Linked DNA regions of Homo sapiens: region 2 is linked to region 1. The links are chromatin loops, found by intact Hi-C in ENCODE. Cell type or tissue: endothelial cell of umbilical vein. All regions are shown on one strand. Links, peaks and the distances in the headings refer to the core of each region. The heading gives the core; the rest is flanking DNA.

Evidence for each region. A loop is a pair of places that touch in the nucleus more often than their neighbours do. Peaks named below come from ENCODE experiments on the same cell type or tissue, not always from the same donor. Only the 100,000 strongest peaks of a DNase experiment are listed, where the experiment ranks them.
Region 2: a loop joins it to region 1, with 7 times the contacts of the local background. A loop is called at or near these places in 10 of 110 quality-filtered maps.

The regions. Positions count from the first base shown.
Region 1 is chr15:43,436,857-43,444,856 of GRCh38, reverse strand. TP53BP1 (tumor protein p53 binding protein 1) reads left to right here. Exons shown (of 28, transcript NM_001141980.3): 15 at 3,274-3,331; 16 at 6,441-6,533. Among named protein-coding and RNA genes, the nearest start is that of TP53BP1, 52 kb to the left of the region's middle. RefSeq lists an enhancer at 2,240-2,843. In endothelial cell of umbilical vein, for the core only: a CTCF peak has its summit at 3,853 (motif pointing left); a DNase peak (open chromatin) is centred at 3,826; H3K27ac peaks cover 1,862 bases.
Region 2 is chr15:43,762,524-43,774,131 of GRCh38, reverse strand. It overlaps PDIA3 (protein disulfide isomerase family A member 3), which reads right to left. Exons shown (of 13, transcript NM_005313.5): 5 at 10,926-11,055; 6 at 8,566-8,682; 7 at 8,120-8,245; 8 at 7,222-7,404; 9 at 5,535-5,643; 10 at 4,486-4,614; 11 at 3,803-3,882; 12 at 3,552-3,609; 13 at 854-3,027. The coding sequence ends at 2,914. ELL3 (elongation factor for RNA polymerase II 3) reads left to right here. Exons shown (of 11, transcript NM_025165.3): 10 at 784-828; 11 at 906-1,512. The coding sequence ends at 1,016. Among named protein-coding and RNA genes, the nearest start is that of ELL3, 8.6 kb to the left of the region's middle. In endothelial cell of umbilical vein, for the core only: a CTCF peak has its summit at 4,332 (motif pointing right); a DNase peak (open chromatin) is centred at 4,351.

The sequences.
Region 1 (8,000 bases), core at 1-8,000:
ATTGGGGGAAACAGTTGATGAATTAAGGCCCTGAAGAAGTTGGGAGGGGAAGCTATTGAAGACTACACAGAATAGGTTGGATAAGCAGGACTTCTTCTTCCCTGAGACCAGAGAAAAGTAATTTTAGCTAATACATTTTTAGCTCTTACTGTATACCAGGTACTTCACATGTATAGCTCATTAAATCTCATAAGAAGCCGATGAACTAGATCCTATTATTATCCTCCTTTTACAGATGAGGAAACTGAGGCACAGGAAGGTTGAGCGCCTTCCCTAAACATAGCTAGTAAATGGAGTAGCCGGGATACAAATCCAGGAAGTCTGGTTCCAAATCTTTGATGCTGTGGTACTTACTGATTTGAATCTTAGCAACTCAGTAGACTGAGTTAAAGTATTACATGGTTCCATCCTTACTATCATCTTTTCCGGAATAAATAAGGGCTTATTGCCAGGCATGGTGGTTGGTGCGCTTCTATAATCCCAGCAATGCCAGAGGCTGAGGTGGGAGGTGTGCTTAAACCCAGAAGTACAAGACCAGCCTGGGCAACATAGTGACATCTCATCTCAAAAATAAAAATTTTAAAAAGGGTTTGTCAAGAGAGAGAGTATGTGATAGCCTTAAATCTTACTTTACCTTTGGATCTGAAATTACAACTAGCGAAGTGTTAAGGATGGTTATATCAGTAAATTTTACTACCTTTCCTAATACCAGGAGCATAGTATCAAGGACTGTATTCAGTGTTACTTACATCATTTCATCCTTACAACAAACTTTTTAGGTTTGTTGTGTTTTTATCTTATAGAGGAGGACACTGAGACTCAAAATGACAAAGTAGTTTACTCCTAGGTTGGACTATTAAGTGCAATAGCCAGGGTGTGAGCCAGGTTTCTATTTCAGAGCCAGGGCTCCAACTGAATTTCAGCTGCCTCCCTGATGGACTGTTTAGATTATGTTGGGTCATGAATATTTTAGAAATAATTAAAAACCATTTAAGGGTTGTTTTCTCTAAGGCTGGTATAAATTGTAAATGAACAAATTTTAATCCCTTGAAATTAGTGACATTGTTGTGAGAATATGGGATTTTTTTCAGTACGACCTTTAATCTGTTGCTGCATGTTCTTGAAAATGTCCTTTTTGTTTCTTTTTGTTGTTATTGTTGTTGAGACAGGGCTTCTCCCTGTCACCCAGGCTGGAGTGCAATGGGGTGATCTCAGCTCACTGCAGCCTCCATCTCCCAGGCTCAAGCGATCCTCCCATCTTAGCCCCCTGAGTAGGTGGGACTACAGGCACGCCCACCACCCATGCCTGGTTAATTTTTGTATTTATTATAGAGATGGGGCTTCGCCATGTTAGCCAGGCTGGTGTTGAACTCCTGGGCTCAAGCGATCCTCCTGCCTTGGCCTCTCAAAGTATTGGGATTACATGAGTGAGCCACCGTGCCTGGCCACCCTTTGTTTTTGAAGTGTCTGTCCTAAAGCACTTTGGGAAGAACTTGGGTACCTTCTATTTGTGGGTGCTCTAAAAACTATTTAAAATTAGTTCATCAACCTAAAATATTTTCTACTTATTTTATTAAGTTCTTTTATTTTTAATTTGTTTTTAATATGATATAAATTTTAAAAAGTTTTTGGTTTTTAATTTTGTATTATTACATACTTTTTTAACTTCTTATATGGGCAGAGATGAATTTGGATTCAGAAGTTTAATTTTCATTTAAGAATGTTACTGCTGGCCGGGTGTGGTGGCTCATGCCTGTAATCCCAGCACTTTGGGAGGCTGAGGTGGGTGGATCACCTGAGGTCAGGAGTTCGAGACCAGCCTGGCCAAGATGGTGAAACCCCATCTCTACTAAAAATATAAAAATTAGCCGGACATGGTGGCAGGTACCTGTAATCCCAGCTACTCGGGAGGCTAAGGCAGCAGAATCTCTTGAACCCGAGAGGCGGAGGTTGCAGTGAGCTGAGATCATGCCACTGCACTCCAGCCTGAGCAACAGAGTGAGATTCTGTCTCCAAAAAAAAAAAAAAAAAAAAAAAAAAAGAATATTACTGCTAAGGGCTAGGTGTCGTAGCTCGTATGTGTAATCCCAGCACACTTTGGGAACCTGAGGCGGGTGAATCACCTGAGGTCGGAAGTTTGAGACCAGCCTGGTCAACATGGTGAAACCCCATCTCTACTAAAAATACAAAAATTAGCTGGGTGTGGTGGTGCACACCTGTAATCCCAGCTACTCAGGAGGGTGAGGCATGAGAATCGCTTGAACCCAGGAGACACAGGTTGCAGCAAGTCGAGATTACGCCGCTGCACTCTAGCCTGGGCAACGGAGTAAGACTCTGTCTCCAAAAAAAAAAAAAGTTACTCATTGTATTGTATTTCTTGCCAATCTTATTAGTCTTTTATAGGAAGTTTGAAAGAAAATTGATTGGTGGAAGTGAGAAAAACTTGTACCATTAAATTACAAGAAATAGCCAGCCGGGCACAGTGGCTCTTGCCTGTAATCCCAGCACTTTGGGAGACCGAGGCGGGCGGATCACGAGGTCAGGAGATTGAGACCATCCTGGCTAACACGGTGAAACCCCGTCTCGACTAAAAATACAAAAAAATTAGCCGGGCGTGGTGGCGGGCACCTGTAGTTTCAGCTGCTGGGGAGGCTGAGGCAGGAGAATGGCGTGAACCCGGGAGGCAGAGCTTGCAGTGAGCCGAGATTGCGCCACTGCACTCCAGCCTGGGCGACAGAGTGAGACTCTGTCTCAAAAAAAAAAAAAAAAAAAAATTAAAACAAATCTGGCCTGCACTGCAGCCTGGGTGACAGAGCGAGACTGTTGTCTCAAAACAAACAAACAAAAAACAAGAAATCTGGCAGATCACTTGATTTCAGGAGTTTGAGACCAGCTTGGGAAACTTGGCAAAACCCTGTCTTTCCTAAAAAATACAAAAAATTAGCTGGACGTGGTGGCGCATGCCTGTAGTCCCAGCTACTCGGGAGGTTGAGGCAGGAGATCGCTTGAACCCAGGAGGCGGAGGTTGCAGTGAGCTGAGATCACGCTACTGCCCTCCAGCTTGGGTGATAGAGTGAGACTGTCTCAAAATAAAGAAATAAATAAATAAAATTACAAGAAATGTTTGTATGTTTATACTTACTAGTTTTACTTATTTTTATTTCTTTTTGTTATTTTTTGCAAATACTAGTAGAGCAGAGTGAAGGTTTAGGTGTGATACTAACTAAATTCTGTTTCTCTTTCCTTTCTCTCCTTGGTTTTGTTTTTATTCAGAGCCTGCAACTGGTGAAAGAAAAAATGGATCTACTGCTGTTGCTGAGTCTGTTGCCAGGTAACCAAAGCTGGATGCTATTTAGAGTTTAATACACAGCTACTGGTGATGAGGGTAGATGGTTTATCAACAAAGGAAAAAAGTTAAAATGAGAAAGTTAAAATGAGACTCTTTCATAAAGGATTTAGCAATGTTTTGAATGGATCATAGACTTTTTAGTTAATACTTTTTTAAGTTCAGTGAAGCTTTTTTCTACACCTAGAACTAAGATAATTGAAATGTCTTTACTTTTGTTCATGTGAGAGTTCCTTTCCCCCCTTTTTTCTGTTGCTGATACAAGAGTCTCCACAATCTCAGGATTGTTGATCCAATTGATGAGAAAAAGAAGGATTAACAAGAGATAGCTACAGACCTTGTTCCTTCTGCAATCGCATACTCAGCTGCAGCCTCAGGTCATTTTCTCTTCTGCCTGCCAAATTAACTACTATGTTGAGCTGTTATTTTTGCTTTGTCATGGATGTTGTAATGCTTTGAGGACGAGTATGACCCCATACTGAGGTTTTGGTTGGTAAGCTTTGCCATCTGGTGGCTGTGAGAATACAATTGTTTCAGGCATGAGTCATCCAGCCTGAAAACGCTAATAGCAGTTGGTGAAACATAGGCAAGAATTCTTCTTTTATTTTCTTTTTTATTTTTTGAGACAGAATCTTGCTCTGTTGCCCAGGCTGGAGTGCGGTGGTGAGATCATGGCTCACTGTGACCTCAACATCCTGACCTCCAGCTATCCTCCTGCCTCAGCCACCTGAGTAGCTGGGGCTACAGGCATGTACCACCTCATCTGGCTAATTTTTGTATTTTTTGTAGAGATGAGGATTTTACTATGTTGCCCAGGCTGGCCTTGAACTCCTGGGCTCAAGTGATCCACCTGCCTTGACTTCCCAAAGTGCTAGGATTACAGATGTGAGCTACCATGCCCCACCAAGAATTCTTAAATTAGAGGCTAGGCGGGTACTGTTAATAACTAAAGTGGCTAGGTACAAGACAGAGTGTTTTTTTTTTGTTTTTTTTTTTGAGACGGAGTCTCACTCTGTCATCCAGGCTGGAGTGCAGTGGCACGATCTCCGCTCACTGCAAGCTCCGCCTCCCGGGTCCACACCATTCTCCTGCCTCAGCCTCCCAAGTAGCTGGGACTACAGGTGCCAGCCACCACGCCTGGCTAATTTTTTTTTTGTATTTTTAGTGGAGACGGGGTTTCACCGTGTTAGCCAGGATGGTCTCGATCTCCTGACCTCGTGATCCGCCCGCAAGACAGAGTGTTGAGGACAATGGCAAACTGAATGTATGGTCCATGTGAAAGGGTGTGCCCCACTCAACTCCAGCCAGTAGTTGTCATGTGAAACTGCAAACTTCTTGTTGCCACATCTTTGTTTTTAGAAAGAAATCTGGATTTTTAAAAATAAAATATCAAATAAAAGAGGCCTGTGGACTAAATGTGACCTCACTTGTGAGTTTCTGACCTTTTTCAAAGTCTTTTGATCTGTTCTTAGCTATGTCTTAGAGAGATTAGTTCCTCATTGGGCTATTAGTATATTTAATCTGAAACATAAGTACCGTAGAGTCCTTTTTCATTTGAAGATCCCTTAATGATATATAGTCTTAGAAGCTGAAGAAAGTGGAGTGTGTATCTGGTCCATTTGGCTTTAACAGAATTTTTGGCCAGGAATAAGTTGTTATTAGTCTGTACTTGTGCATATTCAGAGGGAACAGAGTATGTTGCTGAAGCTTCTAGAACTCTTAGGGTAGAAAGTAGAGAGGAGAAAATAAGGAAAAACTTTGAGCAGAGGGTTGGAATGGTGGATCCTAGAATGAGATGAAATTTTTGATATTGTTGTGAATAAATTTTTCTATATAAGAATCTAAATTTAAAAAAATTCGACTTGTTTGCTATTGTGTTCACTCTAACAAATCATCTAAAGTAAGCTCTGTCACAATATTGGAAGTGGTCCTTGGTTCATCTGCATTTAGGTGGAGATTTTTTGTTTGTTTGTTTGAGACAGGGTCTCACTTTGTCAACCAGGCTGCAGTGCAGTGGTGCAATCACAGTTCACTGCAGCCTTGACCTCCCAGGCTCAAGCGATCCTCCTGCCTCAACCCCACAGGGTGCTGGGACTACAGGCACCTGCCACCAGGGGCTAATTTTTGTGTTTTTAGTAGAGATGGGGTTTCGTCATGTTGCCCAGGCTAGTCTCTAACTCCTGAAGCTCAAGTGATCCACCTGGCTTGGCCTCCCAAAGTGGTAGGATTACAGGTATAAGCCACCGTGCCCAGCGTACATGAAACTTTTAAGTGTTGTTTGTAACTGTACTCTGTTCAAATTACTTGCTGTCACCTTATTTCTCAATCATTTTACTACAGAAGGTTTCAAGCATATACGAAAGTAGAGAGAGTAGTATAATGGACTGCCATGTATTCATCACCCAGTTCCAAAAATTTCTTATGGCCAGTCTTGATTCATTTATATTTCCAGCACCCCCCTCCCTACTGAATTATTTTGAAGATAATTTCAGCATTATATAATTTTATCTGAAATACTTCAGTGCTGTCTCCAAAAGATAAGGATTCTTATTTTAAACTTAACCGTATTACTATTATCATACTTTAAAAAATTGACAATGGTTCCTTAATATCATGAAATATTCAATGTTCAGATTTCTCTGATTGTCTCATAAATGGTGTTTTACAGTTTGACTCAAGATCTAAATAAGGTCTGCATATTGCATTTGATTATATCTCTTTAAGTCTTTTAAAATACAGAGTACCCCTCCAGTCTTTTTTTTTTTTTTTTTTTTTTTTTTTTGCCTCTTGCTTGCAAATTATTTGTTGAAGGTACAGATTGTTGTATGGTTTTCTACATTCTGGATTTTGCTGATCGCATCTTTATGGTATTTAATACAGTCCTCTGTCCACCTTATTTCCAGTGAATCTTCCTTGAGAATTTTAAATTATGCTAATTCAAAACAAGTATGGAGAATTTGCATTTTGGTGTAAGGTGGTTTGGAGTTTGATATGCAGAGAAAGCATTTTATTTCCTCTGTGCATAAAAGGATAATCTCCAAAAGTACTTTTCTTTTCAAAGTTAACAATATATTGCTTTAATATATTGTCTTAGTCCCCAGAAGACCATGTCTGTGTTGAGCTGTATCTGTGAAGCCAGGCAAGAGAATGAGGCTCGAAGTGAGGATCCCCCCACCACACCCATCAGGTAAGCATTATTTTTATAGAATCTTTTGGGCTCCATTGGTTCACAAAATGGTTAGTGCCCAAATCCTAATATGTACTGTGCTGTGGTTTGAATGTGGCATGTGTTGGAAACTTAACCCCCAGTGCAACAGTGTTGAGAGGTAATTAGTGGTATTGGTATAAAGCTACAGAAGTTGACCACACATACACAAAAAAGAGGTAATTAGGTCGTGGGGGCACTGCCCATATGTATGCATTAAGGCTGTTGCCGTGAGCATGGGTTAATTATAAAAGGCTGAAGGGGCAGTTTGGCCCCCTTTCCACCTTCTTGAATGCACCCTCACCATGTGATGTCTTTCCACCGTGTTACGATGCAGCTAGAAGGCCCTTACCAGCTGGCCGTCTAGATGCTAGTGCCATGTCCTTGGACATTTCAGCATTCAGAACCATGAGCCAAATCCTGTAAATCTTTTTCTTTATCAATTTCCCAGTCTGGTGGGAATTCTGTTATAGCAGCAGAAAACAGACTAAGATGTACTGCTACTGTTTTGTGAGCTTGAGCTTACCTTATTTTTTTATACCTTGAGGGACTATAGTGTATTCTGGATAGATTGATGAGCTGTCATGAGAAATTTTGTTAAATATTTTATAGATACACATTTTTGTCTTTATCTGCCAGTTGTATCAATTTGAAATGACTGACTTCATAAATGTATTTATTAATTTATTTTGAGATAGGGTCTCACTCTGTCACCCAGGCTGGAGTGAAGTGGCGTGAACATGGCTCACTGAAGCCTTTACCTCTTGGGCTTCAGCCTCCCAAGTAGCTAGGACCACAAGCATGCGCCACCATACCGGCTAATTTTTCTATTCTTTGTAGAGATGGCTTCTCACTGTGTTGTCCAGTCTGGTTTCAAACTCTTGGGATCAAGCAGTCCTCCCACCTTGGCGTCCAGAAGTGTTAGGAATACAAGTGTGAGCCACCGTGCCCTACGGTGAAAATAATTTATATAATTCCTCATTTCTTAGATTAGTTTTTCTTATTTTGGGAATCATGTTTACTTTTAACAGACTTTTTATTTCTCCTTAGTTTCCCACAGAGCAAAATATGAGATGTTTAACATCCCAAATTTAAAGTTTTTCAGACTTAATGGAATTAATTTTTCCATAATTTCTTTTTCTTTTTAGAGACAGGGTCTCACTCTGTCACCCAGGCTGAGGTGCAGTGGTGCAGTAATAGCTCACGGCAGCCCCAAATTCCTAGGCTCAAGCAATCCTCCTGCCTGAACCCCCTGAGTGGCTAGGACTACAGGCATGTGCTGCCGTGTCTGGCTAATTTTTTTTTTTTTCAACTTTTTTTTCAACTGTGTTGCCCAGGCTGGTCTCAGACGCCTGGGCTCAAGTGATCCTCCTGCCTCATCTTCCCAACGTGCTAGAATTACAGATATGAGCAACTGTGCTTAGCCCCATAATTTCTTTACTCCATAAT
Region 2 (11,608 bases), core at 1-8,000, 330 kb before region 1:
CTGCTAACCATCCATACACCTGTGTTTATAAAGTGACTAAGCAAAGTGACAAGGAAACCTGTTTGAAGGGAAAAATTAGTCTGTATCATTTGGTAGAATGAGAAGGGAAGTTACTTCCCTTCTTTTTTTGGGGGGACAGTCTAGCTCCGTCTCTCAAGCTGGAGTGCAGTGGCGCAATCTTGGCTCGCTGCAACCTCCACCTCTTAGGCTAAAGCGATTCTCATGCCTCAGCTTTCCGAATAGCTGGGATTATAGGTATGTGCCACCATGCCCAGCCACTTTTTGTATTTTTAGTAGAGACAGGGTTTTACCATGTTGGCCAGGCTGGTCTTGAACTCCTGACTTCAAGTGATCCACCCACCTCAGTCTCCCAAAGCGCTGGGATTACAGGTGTGAGCCACTGCGCCTGGCCCCTCTCTCTTTTTTTTTTCTTTTTGAGACAGTCTCACTTGGTTGCCCAGGCTGGAGTGCAGTAGCGTGATCTTGGCTCACTGCAAGCTCCGCCTCCCGGGTTCACGCCATTCTCCTGCCCCATTCTCCTGCCGCAGCCTCCCGAGCAGCTGAGACTACAAGCGCCTGCCACCACGCCCAGCTAATTTTTTTGTATTTTTTTAGTAGAGACGGGTTTCACTGTGTTAGCCAGGATGGTCAAGATCTCCTGACCTCGTTATCTGCCTGCCTCAGCCGCCCAAAGTGCTGGGATTACAGGCGTGAGCCACCATGCCTGGCCGCCCCTCTCTCATTTCTTAATGTTGAACTCAGTGCTAGTAATTTCTGTTTCAGGTCCTGGAAGACAAGATAATCCAGGAATATAAAAAGTTCAGGAAGGTAAGACAAGGTCTGGGAACGGAAGCAAGGTAGAATGAGAATTTTTACTTTTTGACATGGATGCTTTTTCTCTGCAGCAGTACCCAAGTTACAGAGAAGAAAAGCGTCGCTGTGAGTACCTTCACCAGAAATTGTCCCACATTAAAGGTCTCATCCTGGAGTTTGAGGAAAAGAACAGGGGCAGCTGAAGTTATCAAGGGAATTTTTGAGCCTCTGCTTAGTGAAACACAAAGGAACAAAGCAGCTATAAACTAAATAGAATGCAACTATCTGCTTTTCTTATGCTGACCACTGGAGTCCATGGTGGCAAGTAGAGAGCTGCTCTAGGTTCTTGAGGTTTGGTTTTCATTATTAATTTTTAGGGTATGGGCACTGTGCAAAGACTCCATAGCTGTGCCTAGGAGTCTAGGAAAAGTGACAGAGGCTTGGCTTTTTTACCTTTAGTTCAGCCAAGTCATTTTCAAGTCCTGAGAAATGACATCATCTTCAGGATAAAATAATGAGGACATTAGACAAACCAAACTAAGTGAATTTTAGCCTGGTAGCCTCTCTAAGGAAACAGTAATAATAACTTCTGATAAGAGTTAAAAGAACTTGTAGCATACCTGGATATAATGGGAAAGGGCCTGGGTGTTACCCATGTACTGAAAATGAACTTTTACCAACATGGCTAAAAAATTAAAACTGACTGCTTCTGTGTCCTTTGTACAAGTTTATATGTTTCCCTTAAATCTTCCAAGGCAGATGGTTCTTAACCCTGGCTTTACATCTGAGCCACTTTTGGGGCTCTCTAAACAATTAGATCCCCGGGCCCCAGCCCAGATGTTATGAGTTACAAGATTATGGTTTAGACATCTTTTACTTTTTCCAAGCTTTGTGTGTGACCAAGATACATACTTTACTATAAGGCTCTACCAAATTCATCTTAAAATTGACAGCTAAATACTGTAATTATATAGTAGGAAGAAAATTCTTTTCTGAACATAGGAGTTCCTAGGATCACCTAAAGTAGGGCTCCTACCTGGAATTCTCCAGTGACTGAAAACTATAACTGGGCAGGATTTGAATTTACCTACAAAAGGAGATAAATGGTTTAGTTGGACAAAAGATCACTCTTCAGTCTTATCCTTTCTGTTCCTCATTGTTACAAAAGAAAGTGGATGCTTCACTCATAACTAGGAATGGTACTGCCTTTCCCAGTTCTACTGAAGGGGAAGTTAAAGGGCCACACCCTAGGCTTTAGGGGATAGAACTGCACCCAGCAGTGTCAGCAATTCCTGAAACAACTTGGATGAAACTGCGTGATGCCACACCCTTGACAGGGCATTTCTGAGCAGAGAACAGTCCTTGGGAGATATAAACATGCAGTAAGCTCAGCTGCGTGGCAAGGATAAACAGGAACCCATCCTTAGGGCATGGACAGCCTAACAAGAAAGGCCCTTCAGCTGTTCTAATCACCAGGGTAGGCCTGGGAAATAAACATGTAAGGAGAGAAAGAGATAATAAATTTTGAAAGAATTTTGAGGTGATGAACTATGGACCCAGTCAGTCTACAGCTGCCGTGACCAGTATGGTAGCAACTGTATGGCTATTTAAATTAATCAAAACAAAAATGTAGTTTCTAGCCATATTTCAGATGCTCCGTAGCTACCTGTACTGAACAGTGTAGATTACAGAGCATTTCCATCACTGAAGAAAGCTCTATTGAACAGTGATAGTGTGTAGAGAACATCTGGTTCTCAATCTGGTGGAAAATAAGACAGTTTAAAGGGGTCTCATTTATTGTCACTGTTCCAAATGTACAAAAAAAATTAGAAAATACCCCCAACTCAACCCCACCCCCACAACATTTCCCCCAACACAAATAATTTTTCCCAAAACCACAAACATAAACTGGTCCTGGTATTTCCATAAACAGTGCAGCTAAGAAACAGTTTAGAGAAAATTTAACAGGATTCAGATTATATCCATTCTGTCCTCTCGGCCCTGAGAGGTAATAATTCCCATATGGGTCCTAGTCCTCCCCAATGGTTTTCCCATCTCTGATGGAAGAGTCCTTTTACAAAGTGGTGTTTGGCTACTGCTTTAGAGATCCTCCTGTGCCTTCTTCTTCTTCTTGGGTTTTTCTTCTTGAATTACAGGGGGGTTTGTAGCTTCTCTTTGTAGATAGCTAATAAAATCACTTAATTCACGGCCACCCTGAAAACAGAAAGATCAGCTTAAAAGTGTAACTTTTTAAAGAACCCTGATCTGCCCCACCCAAACAGGAAGACTTCTGAGTTTGTAAAAGCATATTAGCAGCCACATATACTGCCCATGAGAGTTTAAAGAGATTTTAGTTAAATAAACCCAATTAGCCTAGCACGGTGGCTCACGCCTGTAATCCCAGCACTTTGGGAGGCCAAGGCAGGCTGATCACCTGAGGTTAGGAGTTCAAGACCAGCCCAACCAACATGGAGAAACCCCATCTCTACTAAAAATACAAAATTAGCCGGGGTGGTGGCGCATGCCTGTAATCCCAGCTACTCGGGAGGCTGAGGCAGGAGAATCGCTTGAACGGTGAGCCGAGATCACGCCATTGCACTCCAGCCCAGGCAACAAGAGCGAAACTCCGTCTCAAAAAATAATTAAATAAATAAATAAACCCAATTAAAGAACTATGTTTAAGGTTGTGTGTTTACGTCTGTGTATATATTTGTGGGGATATGGGACAATTCACTTACTTCATATTTCTTTGGATTTAGCTTCTTGTTGGCTGGAGAGAAGTATATGGTAGGAAAACTGGGGAAAGAAACATTTATTAATTTCAAGCAGTTATGTGGGCCCATACTGCAGAACTCTTAAGCCAAGAAGGAATCAGTGGTTCTGCCTTCAACTGAATATGAAAACTATGTCTAGTAATGATTTCCTGGTGGTTACAAGCTTTATTCCTATCTATTGCCTAGACACTTTTGTTAAGTTTTAAGCCACTTACCCTCTGACTTCATATGGAGAAGGCACATCATTGGCTGTGGCATCCATCTTGGCTATGACGATATTTGGGTCTTTGCTGAGCTGTTAATAAAACAGGTTAAATGTTTACATTTCAAGTTTTCAGTGACAGAGGGACACTTAGTCAATTGAAGACTTAAAACAATCTCATTCTTCAAACACTAAAAATACAAAAATTAGCCGGGTGTGGTGGTGCGCACCTGTAATTCCAGCAGATAAACTGCTGTTCATGTGGGAAGAGTGGTTTGCAGATGGTAGTACCTCACTTTCCACAAGCTTCCCTTTTTTCTCTTGTATTAAGACTCTACATATTGCCACCTTCAAATTTACCTGGTCTGAATAAGACATTACAGGGGCTAAGCCAAATGTTTTAAGATGAAGGACCATATGGATTCATGTAAGCCATTACCAAAATTCAGAAGTCCTTAGATATTTTTAACCATTATCTAGATTGAGCCTGAGGAATGGAATGTTAAAAGTGGGTATCTCAGGCACTGCACAGGCTGGAGCACTAGGGGGCAGTCACGAGAAAGTGAGTAAACAGCAAGTAATTGGGAAAAAAATCTATCAGTACTTAGGAACCAACCAAATTAGCCAATGCTGAATACATACATAAACTTACTGCTCCCGCTCAAATGTTATCCTCAGAATAGGGTTCACACTTACCTTCTCGCCAAGTTCTTTATACTTGGGCTCCAGGTTCTTACAGTGACCACACCAAGGGGCATAAAATTCAATCAGCACATCTTTATTTTCATTATTCACTATTTCATCAAAATTCTCTGCTACCACTACCTGGAAAACACAGAAGAATCTCTAGTTGGTAACATAAAAAAATAAATTCACAACTGTATTTGTTCCTAGACCCAATCCCTCTCTAATTTGATGTGTTACCACAGAAAATAAGTCATGGAAACCCAAATCACATTTACAGATTGTATTAAAGATGTTGTCATTCACTAGATACCAACTCGTTCCTATGTCTGTCACCTGTCAAACTATGTTCAGGAAGTTACAGGACATAGAAGTGCTACCCAACCATTCCTTAAAATAATTTCAAGCCAAGCTTGGTGGCACATGCCTGCAGTCCAAGCTACTCAGAAGGCTGAGGCAACAGAGTAAGACCACATCCCTATAAAAAATTCAAAGCAACACACTGTTCTTAGGGGTTGCTCTATCCTCAAGAGTAACTTAGCCCAATATAAATTTCATCAGAAAATTCTACGCAGGCTTTACACGCTTGCCCCTACCAAGCATTATGAGCCCTGCCAATGCTTTTTTTTTTTTTGAGATGGAGTTTCGCTCTTGTCGCCCAGGCTGGAGTGCAGTGGCATAATCTTGACTCACTGCAACCTCTGCTTCCTGGGTTCAGGCGATTCTCCTGCCTCAGCCTCCCGAGTAGCTGGGCTTACAGGCGCCCGCCACCATGCCCGGCTGATTTTTTTGTGTTTTTAGTAGATACGGGGTTTCACCATGTTGGGCAGGCTGGTCTCAAACTCTTGACCTTGTGATGTGCCCGCCTTTGCCTCCCAAAGTGCTGGGATTACAGGCATGAGCCACCGCTTGGCCTGCCAATGCTTATTTTATGACTCGGGAGTAAGGACAAAAAAAAAAAGAGATGGCCAACGAAGTCTTCATTTAGACCCCACAGTTTTGGAACAAAGAAATGAGGACAGGCAATTGCTCATAGCTTGATGAGGCTGTGAGCACCTCACCTTCACAGGCCCATCATTGCTCTCTGGGATAGGTTCAGACTTCAGGTATCTCTTCAGATTGCCATCAAAGTAATCCTGCAGGAACCTCTCCAGAGCCTTCCCATCACGCCTACAATTGGAAAACAAGGGTAAGGCTTGTTAATCTATTCCCACCGCTGAGAAAATTACAGCAATTTCTTTGAATAGTTACTATGTATTTTAGCTTTTCAAGGCTAAAAAAGGGGGACTCTCATCTCTCAATATGCAGAACTACCGACTGAAGAAACAAACCGTTCCTTTTATTTCTAGTGTGTTCTTTGTGGATTACAAAGTTCAGAGAAAGGAGAATCATTGGTCTTCTGGAGATTCATCTTTGTAAGAAAACAAGGTCTTATTGCTCTGGAGCACACTATTTACAGTATTTTGTTTTATTGACTGGCTCACAAGGAAGATTTTCTCTTGTCTCAATCTCCCAAAATCTCAGAAAGTGAGGGTAAAAATTGTTTCCGGGGTCTTCAGATCTTCCCGATTCTGAGTTCACTTTAGACCCATGTGCTATTTCAAAAAGAAAATACATTCTGTAGGGATGAGGGGGGGGAATGGTTTGGTTTGAAATTACGTCAGTATCAAGGAGACTGTTCAATCTTTTTTTAGATTTTTAAATTTTTTGGAGACGGGGTCTTGCTATGTTGCCCAGGCTGGCCTCAAACTCATGGGCTCAAGTGATCAAGTGATCTTCCTGCCTCAGCCTCCCAAAGTGCTGGGATTATAGGTGTGAGCCACCACATCTGGCCCAAAGGAGGCTGTCCAATCTTATCTATTTCTTTCTTTTTTTTTTTTTTTTTTTTTGAGACAGAGTCTTGCTCTGTCACCCAGGCTGGAGAACAGTGGCATGATCTCAGCTCACTGCAACCTCTTCCTCCCGGGTTCAAGTGATTCTGGTGCCTCAGCCTCCCCAGTAGCTGGAATTACAGGTGCGCACCGTCACACCCGGCTAATTTTTGTATTTTTAGTAGAGACGGGGTTTCACTATGTGGGCCAGGCTGGTCTTTAACTCCTGTGATCCACATGCCTCGGCCTCCCAAAGTGCTGGGATTACAGGTGTGAGCCACTGTGCTCACCCTTTATCTGCTATTTCTAATGACCAAGTGGAATCATGTAAGAATTCCAACCTGCCATCCTTTCATTAGTTTTCAGAATTCATTAAGGATCATAATCCTTAAAGTACCTATATGTATTTATTTTTCTTTATTTATTTCTTTTTTTGAGACAGAGTTTCGCTCTTGTTGCCCAGGCCAGAGTGCAATGGCACGATCCTGGTTCACCGCAACCTCCGCCTCCCAGGTTCAAGCGATTCTCCTGCCTCAGCCTCCTGAGTAGCTGGGATTGCAGGCATGCACCACCGTGCCTGGCTAATTTTTTTGCATTTTTAGTAGAGACGGGGTTTCTCTATGTTGGTCAGGCTGGTCTCGAACTCCCGACCTTAGGCGATCCACCTGCCTTGGCCTCCCAAAGTGCTGGGATTACAGGCGTGAGCCACCACGCCTGGTCTAAAGTACCTATATTTAAATTGAGAAAAATGACAGTCATAGGTCTTGATTAAAAGACCTATCTTCACATTCCAGGGTTATTGTTCTTTAGAAATCCTTTGTAGTATAAAAGGCTTTAATAATTGCCTTGGAGAATCAAAGCCCAACTAGCAACTCACGAGAACTCCTCCTGCATGACAAACTTCTCTCCTTTAGCAGTTCTGATAGCAACAACAGGAATCTCTCCAGCAGTGCTCTCCAAGCCAAAATCAGAAAGTTCATGGCTAAAGGTTTTGCGGCTAGCTACAGCAAAGTTGAGTTTGTGCCCAGCATCCAGGAATTTCTTTGCCACCATCATTACCCTGTGGGAAACAAGAGACATTTGTGCCAAGACTATACAGGGTGGTCAAGCACTTTTGAAACTAAGAAGCAAGTGATTGGAAAGCAAAGACTAAGTTCTATAGTTCTAGCCTTCTGGAATCAGTCTGAACAGTCTGAGCTCTTGGGCACTGACACAGGGTTATGATATACTTCAATGCCTTACTGAACTTCACTGGCAAATTGGTGATACCCAATCAACTGGTGCATTCCTGCTAAATCTTGCTGTAATATATAACTGAAATCTATTATAGGCATAATAACTGATCTGAAAACAAAATTTGTAAGGGTAAAATGCACTGAGAGGCTCAATGTGCAAGTAAGCACAATGTTTTAAGTGCATTTTATATCAAATTTCCACCTTCTACTTGGAGTCACTGTGTCACAAAGCAAAGAAACACCTACGAAATACATGCCCAACAGATTGTGAAAACAGTTTATTTGTCCTTATGGCTTCAAATGTAGCCATTTGAAGTCAATTGTAGACAATTTGGAAGCCAAATGTTCCCATTCTTTCCTGCTTTTATACCACACATGGTAACAGGATAGTTACTTTAATTTTTTTTTTTTTTTTTTTACCTCTTCTTAAGGAACCATTTATTGTTTTACAGATTCTTAAGGAACCAACAAGATAGTTAGAAGGGACTGTCTATACATTGGGTAAACTTGTTCATGAGGGAAAAACATAATTCTTATTACCTGTTTCTCCAGTAGTTGGAACCTTTAGCGTTCTTTTCATAGTCCACATCATAGTAAGCAATAAGTAAGTCCTTGCCCTGTATCAAATCTTTATTGTCTTCTGTCATGTGAGGGCAGATACCAAAACTGAAATGAAATAATCCATTATCAACTGGCTTGCCAAGTTTTTAGCTATATCATAAAGTTGCCACAAAATAATTGATAGCATTTATGAAGGAAAGAGATTTTAAACATTTAGAACAAGTACTGAGCAATATATACCTTACAGGATGACAACAGGAGTTCTAACACCCACACATTACTGCTTTAATATAAACTCAAACTATTACTATTACAATCCCCCCAAATAGACTGTTTACGCCAAAATATAGCTCGGCTTAATAACTGAGGTAAACAAACTAAAATCAAGCAAATAAATCCCAGACAAGATACAAAGAAGTACTCACATGTTTTCCTGGATAAACTTTTTAATTTTGCCACTGGTCATTTTTTGCTCTGTATATGCCACAGTCTTGTCCTCAAACTTGTTAGTGAGATGTGAAGGACGAAATAAGATGATACCCCTTAAAAAAAAAAAAGAAAAGTCTCAGTAGGCAGATAGCAGAAGAACTGTCTCCCATCTTTTTTTTTTTGAGATAGGGTTTCGCTCTGTTGCTCAGGCTGGAGTGCAATGGTGTGATTATAGCTCACTGTAGCCTTGAACTCCTAGGCTCAAGTGATCCTCCTACCTTAGCTGCCCAAATAGCTGAGAACACAGGTGTGCACCACCATGCACAACTAATTTATTTTTTAAATTTTTGTAGAGATGGGGGTCTCATCATGTTACCAAGGGTGGTCTTGAACTCCCAGGCTCAAGCGATCCTCCCATCTCAGCCTCCAAAAATGCTGGGATTACTGGTGGAGCTCCCATGTTTCATGTAAAGCTCAGACTATGTACTTTTGCTGCCACTTTTAACTAGCAACATCTAAGCACATAAGGACTCTTTTCTAGTACCACAGATTCAGCAACAAGACCTTCTCATTAACACTAAGATGCTAACCACCTTAATCTTAAGTGCAATAATTGGGTATAGGGTTTACTAAATTTTGGGTTAGAAAATTAAGAGAACGTGGTTCTAATCATAGTTCCCCAACTAATTCCAAACACGTTGGACCAGGTCTCAATTTAATCCTTCTGGGCTTCAGCTTTTTCATTATCTCAAAAGGGGGTTAGAGTAGATTTTCAAACCTTTAGAAACAATAGCGGGCTGGGTGTGGTGGCTCACACCTGTAATCCCAACACTTTGGGAGCCCGAGGCAGACAGATCACCTCAGGTCAGGAGTTTGAGACCAGACTGGCTAATATGATGAAACCCTGTCTCTACTAAAAACACATAAACTACCCAGGTGTGGTGGTGCACACCTGTAATCCTAGCTACTCAGGAGGCTGAGGCAGGAGAATCACTTGAACCCAGGAGGCGGAGGTTGTAGTGAGCCGAGATCGCACCACTGCACTCCAGCCTGGGCAACAAGGGCGAGACTCTGTCTGAAAAAAATAAAAAAATAAACTCAAACTTGCTCTGAATCTTCTTTTCACTCATAGTTAGTGACTATTGTTTACATTTTTTTATACTCACCCCTTCCTATCCATTGCCACTAATGCTGTTGACCGAGTTTAGACTCTCACATGTCATCCTCAGTTTAGATTCTCCTTATAGTCCTTAGAATTCTCCTTAGAATCCTTAGAATGCCTTGCACCACTCCCCCTTCAAATCATTATCATGTGGCTGCCAGTGACTTCTTCACAAATTTAACCCATTTACGTGGGAGGTTGCAAATTGTTTTTGTGAAAGATCAGACCTTGGCAATGACCTTGAGCAGGAGGATATAAATAACTCCCACAAGCTTAGTATTCCAGTAATGGAACACTAGGCATTACTCCCCAGCCCAAAGTCTTTTAATGGCTCTCAAATGTCTAAAAGATAAAATCAAAGCTCTTTTGTATGGCACTTAAAATTTATAATTTGGTCTCTGCTTAATACTCCAATCTTATCTTTCATTATGATCTCAATCACAAACAATACTCCAGCAGTACTATGGGCCCCAACATGCCTAGGCTATCTTACATCTCAAGGCCTTCACTCCTGGTGCTCTATCTGGAATAATTTTTATTTCAAAGGCCATAACCTTCCAGAGAAAACTGATCCTTCAAGAGTCACCCCCTCTATGAATATTTCTGATATTACCCCCCTACCCCATAAGAAGAAAAAAACACTCCCTCTTTTGTACTTCCAACCACTCCATATATAGTTCTACATACACTTACACTTTCATTTTTATATATGTTCATGCATACAATCTCCCTCTACTAGATAGAGGGATGTTCCTTGAAGGCAGCAATAGTTTCTGGGCATGTAGCATAATGCCTTGAAAGTACTCAATAAACCCTTGGGAAAAATTAGGTATAAAAATGACCAATTCAGCTGGGTGCGGTGGCTCATGCCTGTAATCTCAGCACTTTGGGAGGCCGAGGTGGGTGGAACACTTGAGGCCAGGAATTTGAAACCAGCCTGGGCAACATGGTGAAACCCTGTCTCTACTAAAAATACAAAAATTAGCAGGGTGTGGTGGCGCGTGCCTGTACTCCCAGCTATGCAGGAGGTTGAGGCGCGAGAATCGTTTGAACCTGGGAGGTGGAGGCTGCAGTGAGCAGAGATTGCACCACTGCACTCCAGCCTGGGTGACAGAGTGAAACCTTGTCCCAGTCAATCAGTATCACCAGTTCACACAATAATACTTGGTCAGGAGATTCAACTCAGTCACTTACTCTCCATTATCATCATACTCGTTCACCAGAGACTCAACATTCGTATGTGCAAATCGGTAGTTATCCCTCAAGTTGCTGGCTGCTTTTAGGAACTCGGAGTGAGCCTCACTGAATGAATCATCGAAAAAACCTATACAGAAAATATTAAACACAAGGAAGAAGCAATAAGTGCTGACAGATGGACATTCCAAACCATAAACGTCTATTCCATAAACCATAAACATTTCATTCTATTTTGAGGACTGGGTCTGCTTTGCCATGACTACCTCAGACAGGCACAATATTTAGGATGAGAATTTTCCCTCTACCCTTTACAGAAACATTTCTTGAGAGAGCCAAGGGAGAAAATTTGTCAGTGTTCAAGTCTTCATTTTACTTTCCCATAATTGAACAAATTTGGGCAAATTGCTTAAGAGTTTCAGGGACTATTTCAGGTATCAGAAGGATTAAATTAAGATGACATGTCAAAATAAACTGTAAACCACTTCACCCAATTTTTTTCCTTCTCTATATTTGTCTTCAGAACTACTCATTTAGAAAAGTGACTAAAACATAAATGTTTAATAAATACATGCTAACTCCTTGTAAAATATAAAGAATCAGTAAAATCTAGATGATAAAAAGTGGCTTTTAGCCAAATTTAAACAGTAAACCATATTCTGCTGCCAGAAAGTCACTTTTTT